3 separate regions of the Homo sapiens genome follow, and regions 2 and 3 are each linked to region 1. A link is a contact called in ENCODE Hi-C or POLR2A ChIA-PET data. All regions are on one chromosome and are shown on one strand. Each heading gives the region's core, a stretch centred on a gene start or an enhancer-like site at or near the end of the contact. The rest is flanking DNA. Distances are from core to core; before and after follow the strand shown. Region 1 holds the start of SPRY3 (sprouty RTK signaling antagonist 3). Region 2 holds the start of FUNDC2 (FUN14 domain containing 2). Region 3 holds the start of BRCC3 (BRCA1/BRCA2-containing complex subunit 3).

Region 1 (3,099 bases), core at 444-2,943:
TTTTTTGTTTTCCCATTTGCCTGGCCAACTCCAATTTGTTCTTTAAACATAAGGGCATAAGGGCATGGACTATATCTGGGCTTTGTTTATCATTTTACACCCAGATCTTAGTACAGTGCCTGGCATACAGTAGGCACTCATTAATGTTTATTGCATGAATGAATACCAGCCAGACTAAATCTAGATTCTCATTGTACTTAGTTTTTCCTCTTTATGTTACATTCACACTCTGGATATGTCCTTTTGTTTACACACTGGTTCTAGAAATTTTTTAACAAATATTTATTAAATATATAGACATTTTAGACTCTGTGCTTGGAGAACAAATATGAAAAACACAAGTTTTCTGCTCTCAAGAAGCTACTTATTCATTAGAGGACAAAGACATGCAGAAAGAGAAATTATAATCTAGAGTAAGTGGTACTCTTGAGGCCTGTACGAGATCCATTGGGCATACTGGACCTAGGGAAAAAAAATATACAAACTTATCTGGGAAAGACAGGGAAGGCTTCACAGAGGAGGTGCTATCTAAATTGAGTCAAAAATAACGAGTAGCCGTTTTCCAAATAAACAAGTGCCGGGTAAGAGCATTCATGGCAGAAGGAATTCCAGGGCAAAGATGTGGAGGCTTTTTCTTCTTTTGTTGATCCTGACTTCTACAAACCAATTCCTTTATTGCTTTTTTGACATTAGATTAACACTTTTAATCTCGAATAAATATAATACTGCACAATTTCCCATTTTCAGTATATATGCATTTGATTTTTTTTGTTGTTCTTACTCTCATTTTTTAAATCTGCCTTGGATTTCCATTGCATATACTATTTCAGTATACTTTTTGGTCCTTCTTTGTAATATGTATCGTTCTTAAATTTTTACCTGCATAAGGTGTTCATTCCTAATGGGTATTCCCTTCTAGTGCTCACTGTATGTAGCACTGTATCTGGACCCTGGGTTCAAGATGCTCAGCTGAATCGATGGGAGTAATGAGCGGTATATGACTTCCATAAACTCAAGAAAATGGTGGAAAGGTAGTAGAATTTTACTTCTAGTAAACCTGGATAAACTACCATAAATAGAAGCGTAGTGGGAGGACTCGGGAGGAGCACTGAAATGGCAGGCAGGGGACCCAGGTTTTATAGCTTTATGGGCCTGTTTTTTCTCATCCCTGCACCTATAGCTTCAAGTATGTTCACTAAAGGCGATTGAATAGAGTGCCCCGGCCCAGTCCTTCCGAATGGGAGACTGACGCCCTAGCACCGGGCGAAGTCCCGGGCGCCAGAGGCACCCACCCTGCACGGCCGGAAGGAGTGGGGCGGGGCCTACAGGCTCTCCGCTGGGCCCGAGCGGGCTGGGGGAGGGGAGCGTGGGGCCGACAGTTTTGGGGGTGAAAAGGCAAAAGGCGGGTGAAAGGCTGCCTCCCGAGACTCTCCTTGCTTGGAATTCTGCCCACTCTGCGGAGTTAGCAGTCACGACCTCCAGCACAGGTGGGTTCCGTCCCGTGGGTCAGGGAAGGGGTGTCCCCATGGGTGCTACGGGTGGGTTTACCCAGGCGCTCGCTTTCAGGCCTGTCGCAGTGGGCGGCGGAGGCTCTCACCCGGGCTGCTGGGCCCAAGGGCGGTGGTACTCACCTTAACCCTGGCGGAGAGGAAGGCCACTCCTGCCTTGCCGCAGGGTTGTCGTCACGATCTGTGCCAGTTGCGCGACAGAGTCTGCCCGGAGATCAGCGTGAGGCCGGATGGGCCTAGCGCTCAGGAAGAGCTGGAAGAGCTGGAGCAAGCTCGCGTTGGGACTGACGCCCAGTGTACATTGTTTCAATCTCGGTCGGACTTTACAGCCCTGGATCTGTCACTGACTTGGTGTTTAGCTTTCAGCGAGTCCCTACCCTCTTCCTGCCTCACTTTGTTCGGCAGTAGAGTGGAAGGTGGAACTCAGCTGTCTGCAAGATCTTGCAGCACTTTCTTTCGTTCTCATATCCACTAATGTTCTCTGCCCAGATTTTACCCTTTGTCTGCCCCCTCTGGAGCAAGGCTCTGGGTAAGTAAGTTAGGCTAGGAAGTTTTCTTTCTCTTCCGAAAACAATGGAAAAGCCTTTAAATACTCCTGACTGCCCTGGAAACGACATTCAAACCATTAATTGAATGTCAACTCTGAAGAATGGGTTTGTGAATGCCATACTATTAAACGTTTTAACCAGATGATTGCCTAAAATGATGTGTGTTGAGTGGACATAGTACACTGCCTAGCAAAAGTCTCATGATAAATGAGTTGCGTGCTTTAACTCAGTCGCTGAAAGAAAAACTTGAGCTCTCATATTTAAGAAACACTTTCATAATCCACTCCCATACAGTAGTAGTCTTTTAGAGTTGCTTGTAGCTTGGTTTGCCCTTTCAGGACACACTGTAGTAAAAATTACATACAGTTTATTTTACATTAACTATAAAGACAAAGAAGGACTATAAACATTATGGATCAACATTTTGGTGTCAACTTCTGGTTTCTCCTCATTAAGGAACTGGTGGTAATGATAATGGTGAACATATATTTTGCAAAATACTATAATTTTCACAACAACCAGAAGACGTTAAGTAAGGTTATTTATAATAAGGCTTAAAAAACTTATACTTTATCTCATAACCAGTGTGATGAAGGGAATGTTTACTGGGGTGGTTGAGTCTGGGGGCTTGTTTAGTGTGCCCCACCTAGTTCTTTATTTCTTGGAAGCTTGGACTGGAACAGATCACTTCCTTGTTTTGGCCTCTGTTTCAGGAACCACCATTTGTTCTGTATTTCTGCTTGTCAACCCTGGGAACAACAGTAAAACCAGCCAAGTGGATCACTGGGTGTTTACAATGTTTCTGACAGCTGTATCTGATGCCTCCAGGGGCTGGGAGGGGGACCCCAGGATTAACAAACCTCTTTGGTGGGAAGAGTCTCTTCCTGCAAACTGAACACGGATCCATCAGTTGGGCACCACTGTGATCCCCTTTCTATAATACCAAGCATCCCCTGGGCTCATATGGGCTGTACATGCACCTGCCATTGCCCTGTGTAAAGATTTACAGGATAAGAGGCTCTTGAAAAAACCCAGCCTGCTCC
Region 2 (3,099 bases), core at 245-2,744, 590 kb after region 1:
GTAGGGGGGAAGGTAGATTAAATGCGAGATATTTGGTCAGTCATTGGTCAAACACTGCTAAGCACTATGACAGACAAAAGTCAGCCAATAGCTTCGTTTATGAGCCCACAAAATCAATGATCACAGTTATTATGTGATCATCACTGTGATAACAATTGAAACTCATCTTAACCTCAAAATTTCTCACAACAATTTCCTAGGTGCAAATACCTGATCAACCTATAAGAGCAGTCTGCTCTTATAAAAGTCTATAAGAGCAGTCTGCTCTTATAAAAGTCTATAAGAGCAGTCTGCTCTGCAGGAAAATACATAATTATCACATTGCACATTCCACCTTCCCAGAGTCATCTAAAATTTAGCGGCGTGCTGGTGAAATGCTTAACAGTCGGCTTTAGGCAAGGGCTGATTTGTAGTGTAGCCAATTTCCATTGCGTATTCATTCATCGTGAGCATGACATTACTGAATTGTGAAACTACTGAACCCAGAGATGGGAAGAGACGCACAGTAGAGCACCATAGTATAGTATCTCCTCCACAAAGATACAATAGATGTATAAATAACCTCAAAAGTAAAGTAACAATAAAACATGGTAAATAATAAAAGTGATGAGTTTTTAGTATTTTCACTGCCTTTGTTTTTAACATAATTTACGTAATTTTACGTTTATATGATTGAGTTTTCAATGATGGCTCTGTTTAGCAATGGGATCCCGTGAGTCAGTACTAAATTAAATACAACCTAAACATTCAAAATAGGGTAAGACGCATAACTTAAAGACGTGCTCCACTGCGAATTACACGGAATCTTTGACTATGCCGACTAAACAGAAGGCTATTCCTAAGTACCATCCCATATGTGCTAGTTTTTCAAAACCAACAATAAAGCAGTTGGGGAGGTGCCTTGTACACAGAATGACGCCACGAGGCATTTGAGATGAACGTCCAAAGGGACAAAGAAGCCAGACCGCTTCCGAGAACGGGGACAGAATGTCTTCGGGCTTCTGCGCCGGGGGCGGCGCCGGAAGGCTGGGTGAGCTCCACTGGAGACGACACCCCAGGGTGGTTAGGCCCCAGACACGCGCGTGACCTTGGCCGGACCCTGGGAGCGGCTGAGCCAGGGGCGATCCCCGAGCGCCCTCCCCGTCCCCGCGCCGCTTGGACTCCCCGGGGAGCTCGGTCGCGACTGGCGGGCGCGGAGCCCTTCCCCTTCCGGAGCCCAGGAAGGCGGCTCCCCGCGGCGCCGGCCGCGCGCGCGCCCGCCCTTACCTTGACTGGACGCGGCCATTTCGGTGAGCTTGTCTCGCGAGGACACACGTAGAGGATCTGCGCGGTAGGCCGCGGAGTGGCGCGCAGTTGTCGCCACCACTTGGCTTCCGGCACGTGGGGCAGATGTTTCCATTCCCACGGCGGCAGCGGAAGAGGGAGGGCCGGGCGCGCCGCGGCTGCTTGCAGTCTCCGCAAGCGGCTACATCACAGAGCTCAGCGTGCGGTGTCACAGGCCCCGCGGTCCCGCCCAACAGATGCACCGAGATGCGCGTGCGCAGAAAGCGTCCCGGGGGTGAGGCTCCCTCCCTCGCTCTCCCTCTACTCCCGCCCCACTCTCCCCCACTTTCCCCCCTCCACCCACCGCGGCCGTCGGGGCTCGCTCGCTCAGTACCTGGAGGCGAGTTCCTGACGCGACTGCGACTCAATCCTCGCCTGGTGAAGAATATTTTACCTATGACTCACTGAAAATAAAGACGGCTGAGTGACCGTGTTTGTTCATGTAAACATTGAACAAATATTTATCGGCTTCTGCGATGTGTCCTACTCTTTTAGTGGAGGAAGACACATTTTATTTATGTATTTAATTTTTCTTTTGAATTTTACATGCGAGTTATACTTAATAAAACTCACTTCAAAATATACCTTCAACAGAAAATCCAGCAACAGTTTCTATTATGTTAGTTAAAACAGCCAGTCTTTTCCTTTACTTTTAAAAATTATTCATAAATGTAATTAGTGAATGATAATAAACATTGACATCTGATCCACTGCTTTAGGAGTGACACAAATGAAGTTAACTCAGGCTATTTTCTTTATAATCATTGTGCTATTGTTTTCTTTTTCTTTTCAATTATACTGCTTAATATAGGATTTTGTGGCACCATAGGAGTTGAGTAAAAATAAAAGGAATAAAAATATACCTTATCTGGCCGGGCGCGGTGGCTCACGCCTGTAATTTCAGCAGTTTCGGAGGCCGAGGCGGGCGGATCACGCGGTCAGGAGATCGAGGCCATCCTGGCTAACATGGTGAAACCCCGTCTCTACTAAAAATACAAAAAATTAGCCGGGCATGGTGGCGGCCGCCTGTAGTCCCAGCTACTCGGGAGGCTGAGGCAGGAGAATGGCGTGAACCCGGGAGGCGGAGCTTGCAGTGAGCCGAGATCGCGACACTGCACTCCAGCCTGGGCGACAGAGTGAGACTGCGTCTCCAAAAAAAAAAGAAAAAATACGTTATCTATGAAGATTTCCAATTTGATTTCTATTTATCACAAATGGCCACAGTACTCCTTTGTACTTTACCACATACCATATTGTATTCAGTAATTATTTGTGAATATGTAATTGATAATATTGTAGGTTTTAGAGAATCCTTGAAAACATGAAAATTTGGTAATGGGGTCTATTTTGATTATTTATTTATTTATTTATTTATTTTATTTTTGAGACAGAGTCTCGCTCTTGTTGCCCAGGCTGGAGTGCAGTGGCGCGATCTCGGCTCACTGCAAGCTCCACCTCCCGGGTTCAAGCGATTCTCCTGCCTCAGCCTCCCAAGTAGCTGGGACTACAGGCACGTGCCACCATGCCCGGCTAATTTTTTGTATTTTTAGTAGAGGAGGAGTTTCATCTTGTTAGCTAGGATGGTCTAGATCTCCTGACCTCGTGATCTGCCCGCCTCAGCCTCCCAAAGTGCTGGGATTACAGGTGTGAGCCACCGTGCCCGGCCATATTTTGATTTAAAATTTAGCAATAATAGATAAAATTTTCAATCAACTAAGCCCTTGGGCCAGGGAATGCTATTCCTTAAAAAGTGCTTCTATCAATATAGCCTCTGAC
Region 3 (3,099 bases), core at 243-2,742, 540 kb after region 1:
AAGGCAATGTCACTGTCAATTTACGTGAAGGAATGGATCAATGGGGAAATGCCTCTAAACGTATATGCTCTCTGTCACTAAGAAAATTACTGATATCTCACTGGCATTTAAGGGGAGACAGAACATGAAATACACTGAGCAAGGCCAGGTGTGGTGGCTCACGCCTGAAATTCCAGCACTTGGGGAGGTCGAGGTGGGCAGACTGCTTGAGCCAGGAGTTCGAGACCAGCCTGGCCAACATGGTGAAACCCCGTCTGTACAAAAAAAAAAGACAGCCGGGTGTGGTGGCGGGCACCTGTAATCTCAGCTATTCGGGAGTCTGAAGTATGAGAATCGCTTGAACCTGGGAGGCGGAGGTTGCAGTGAGCAGAGATCGCGCCACTGCACTCCAGCCTGGGCGACAGAGTGAGGCTCTGTCTCACCCCTAAAACGCAACAATTATGATAATGCTTATTAAGATGTTTATCCCATATCTCAACTGAATAGGAGGTAAGGCAGAAACCAAAGTTCAAGGTTGTATCATTAAGGGAGCCCCGGAGTGATAATGGTAATTAATTTAAGACACGATCCGGACACAATACTGCCAAAGTCGCCATAATTTTAGGTTAACAATGACTTAGAGATTATAAGATATGAGTAAACAAATACAGTCTTACCTTGTATCATCGTTCAACTAGAGTGGGAAAAAGCAAAAAACATTATTGATCACATTACGTTTGTTTGACATATATGGATGCAGATTATATGACAATTAGGTCATGTGTTCACGCACATGGTATGAAAGACTGGAGAATTACTTTAGACTGTAAACAGCTAAACTGTATTTCCTCATCCTCTTCGGCCCCTCCTCAACACAATGCAGCGGAAACTTTTGCTTCCTTCAAGCCCCGCACCTTCTGTTAGGCTCTTCGATACCCTTCAAATGCTTTGGTTGATATCTCTGCTCCCTAGACAGAAGACTCGAGGCGAGGCAAGGGGCTCTAACTGTGGTCAGCTGCTGCGTCGTAATACCCGGACATCCTCATTATACTCCAGTGTCTTTCTGACCTGCCTTGCAGTTTTGGTCAACCGGGCGAAAAGCGCAGATCTAAAGAGAAGCCCCAGGCTACAGGAGAAAGGGCAAGGCTCCCGGGGCCTGTACAGACCGCCGGGGGCTCGCAGGAGACTAAACAAGTGTCAGGCGGCCAGAAGAAACGGGGCTCCCCGCGACAGAGCTATGTAAAGGGTGTCCAAGGACCTAAATCGAGGATGCCTGTGGCCTCCGCAGCCCTGGGAGCTGCCGGCACCCACCCCGGGGACACACTGGGACTGCTCAGCAGGGTTCCATCCAGGCTAACAGACCTACTCACCTCCCCTATGCACAGCCCCATTACTTCCTCCTTCTCTGTGCTCAGAGCGTGGTTGAGACAAACGAGGAAAGCGTCAGACTCGAGATGAACCGCCTGCACCGCCTGCACCACCTGCACCGCCATCTTGGCCCGACCCTTCTCACGTCCGCCTCGGGCCCACTTGGTCCTGACCAACCGGGTGCTGCGGCGCAGCCTCCCCAGCGCCCAGCGCTGTGCGCTCCGCCCAGGCCTGGCCTTCGGCGCGCGGGTTCCTAGGGGGCGGGGCTTAGGGAGCGGGCGGGGCTGTGGGGGCGGGGCTGTGGGGGCGAGGAGGGGGCAGCGGGCGCGCGGCTGGCGCGCGGGGGCGGGCCTTGGGGCACGGGGGCGGGGCCCGCCCAGCAGCACCTGGGAAACGCCCGCGCGGTTTGGGGCAGGCGTGGCCGTCGGGGCGGAGGGCGGTGGCCGGCCGCGGTCCGGGCGTCAGGCCGGGCGGCGGGGGCGGCAGGGAGGCGGCGCTCTGGGGCCGCAGGCGGACGTACTCTGTGAGCGGCGCCCGGGCGCCTGGGCAGGCGCCTCCCGAGTACCGGCGCCCATTTTGCCCGCCCGCTAAGGAGACCCGTGCGCGGCCTACACGCTTGGGGGACAGCCCTTTAAGACGACATCTCCGCGAACGCCGGCCTCTTGAGCCAGGGGGACGCTCTTTTGAAAGTCAGTCCCAAAACAGTTAAGGTTTTATTTTATTTTGTTTTATTTCCAAGTCACAGCCCCCGAATCTCGTACAACTCTCCCTGGACCACTTCCGGTTGCCGGCCCGCGCCTCATAACTTCGGTTCGAGTGACCTCGGCCCGGGATGCCCCTCGGCTCACCCCGGGCTCACGTCGCGATCCTGGCTTGAGTGGCCCAGGGTGGGAGACCTGGAAGTTTTAGCCTAGCTGTTCTCAAGGCGGATTAATTAGCCCAAGAAACATTATATTCATGTGAGTAACCTTTTGCAGAAACAGTGTTATACTGTATCTGAAAAAGTATCACTCTTAAGCTTGGCTGCTGCTACTTTCTACAAAGGCTTTTAGGTAGCTATTTGTTGGATACAGGGAAGGGGAAATGGAGAACTTCAGTTTTTATTCAAGTTCGGATGTATCACATTAGGTATCCAGAATGCAAGTTTCCTCGGGTCTCCTTGTCTCGATGATATCAGACAGTAAAAATATATGTAAAAGTAATTTTTATTTCGAGGTATGTCAAACGTGCCAAGGATAAAAGTACAGATCTTCCAACTCACAAGTCTAGGAATCACACGTGGATTTTGAAAGCGATTCTAAATCAAAGCACAATATATGCCGTGCCGCCTCCACAGCCCGTCCGTGTTCGTGTCTTTGATTTGGTTTTCTACTTTGTGTAGTTTTGAAGCCAGGCAGGTATGGCAGTACTGGAAAGGGAACATTCCCAAGGTGCTACTTGAAGTGTTGATGCTTTGCTCTTTTCTCCCAAGTCAGTTCCAACCCAAGTCTCCCCACACATAGGGTCCCCATCCAGTGCAACGATCTGTAATGTGCACGCCAGCAGCCTCCGTTTTTACCTAACGATCTGTAAGGATCACATGGCACATCTTTCTATAATTAATTTGATCATGATGAAGGTTGGAAAATTTTCGTGTGCAGTTACATTGGACCTGTCTAAATTTTCTCTTGTTTCAATTTTATATCATATGTTATTTTCAGTTACTGTTTGTGGCTAGTATGCCCCGTCCTCATGGAGCAGGAACGGCTGTTC

Evidence for each region. A loop is a pair of places that touch in the nucleus more often than their neighbours do. ChIA-PET counts read pairs that join two places held with the same protein, here RNA polymerase II (POLR2A). Pooled maps may share reads with other maps.
Region 2: a map of naive thymus-derived CD4-positive, alpha-beta T cell shows a loop between it and region 1 (34-fold over the local background). The contact joins the promoter of FUNDC2 here to the promoter of SPRY3 in region 1. A Hi-C loop is called at or near these places in 1 of 168 maps with a recorded cell type or tissue (naive thymus-derived CD4-positive, alpha-beta T cell), 2 of 37 single-sample maps with no recorded cell type and 9 of 50 pooled maps.
Region 3: a map with no recorded cell type shows a loop between it and region 1 (12-fold over the local background). The contact joins the promoter of BRCC3 here to the promoter of SPRY3 in region 1. A Hi-C loop is called at or near these places in 3 of 37 single-sample maps with no recorded cell type and 8 of 50 pooled maps. POLR2A ChIA-PET finds 5 or more read pairs at or near these places in 1 of 52 experiments (MCF 10A).

Annotation. Positions count from the first base shown.
Region 1 is chrX:155,611,180-155,614,278 of GRCh38, reverse strand. SPRY3 (sprouty RTK signaling antagonist 3) reads right to left here and starts at 1,693. Exons shown (of 3, transcript NM_001304990.2): 1 at 1,632-1,693. TMLHE (trimethyllysine hydroxylase, epsilon) reads left to right here and starts at 1,327. Exons shown (of 8, transcript NM_018196.4): 1 at 1,327-1,487.
Region 2 is chrX:155,025,239-155,028,337 of GRCh38, reverse strand. It overlaps FUNDC2 (FUN14 domain containing 2), which reads right to left and starts at 1,494. Exons shown (of 5, transcript NM_023934.4): 1 at 1,267-1,494. The coding sequence starts at 1,399. RefSeq lists an enhancer at 1-816 and silencers at 994-1,313, 1,584-1,673.
Region 3 is chrX:155,069,901-155,072,999 of GRCh38, reverse strand. BRCC3 (BRCA1/BRCA2-containing complex subunit 3) reads right to left here and starts at 1,492. Exons shown (of 11, transcript NM_001018055.3): 1 at 1,350-1,492; 2 at 657-673. The coding sequence starts at 1,472. CMC4 (C-X9-C motif containing 4) reads left to right here and starts at 1,864. Exons shown (of 3, transcript NM_001018024.3): 1 at 1,864-2,306. MTCP1 (mature T cell proliferation 1) reads left to right here and starts at 1,864. Exons shown (of 5, transcript NM_001018025.4): 1 at 1,864-2,306. RefSeq lists enhancers at 509-1,230, 1,187-1,236, 1,247-1,466, 1,231-1,952, 1,937-2,236 and a silencer at 1,577-1,896.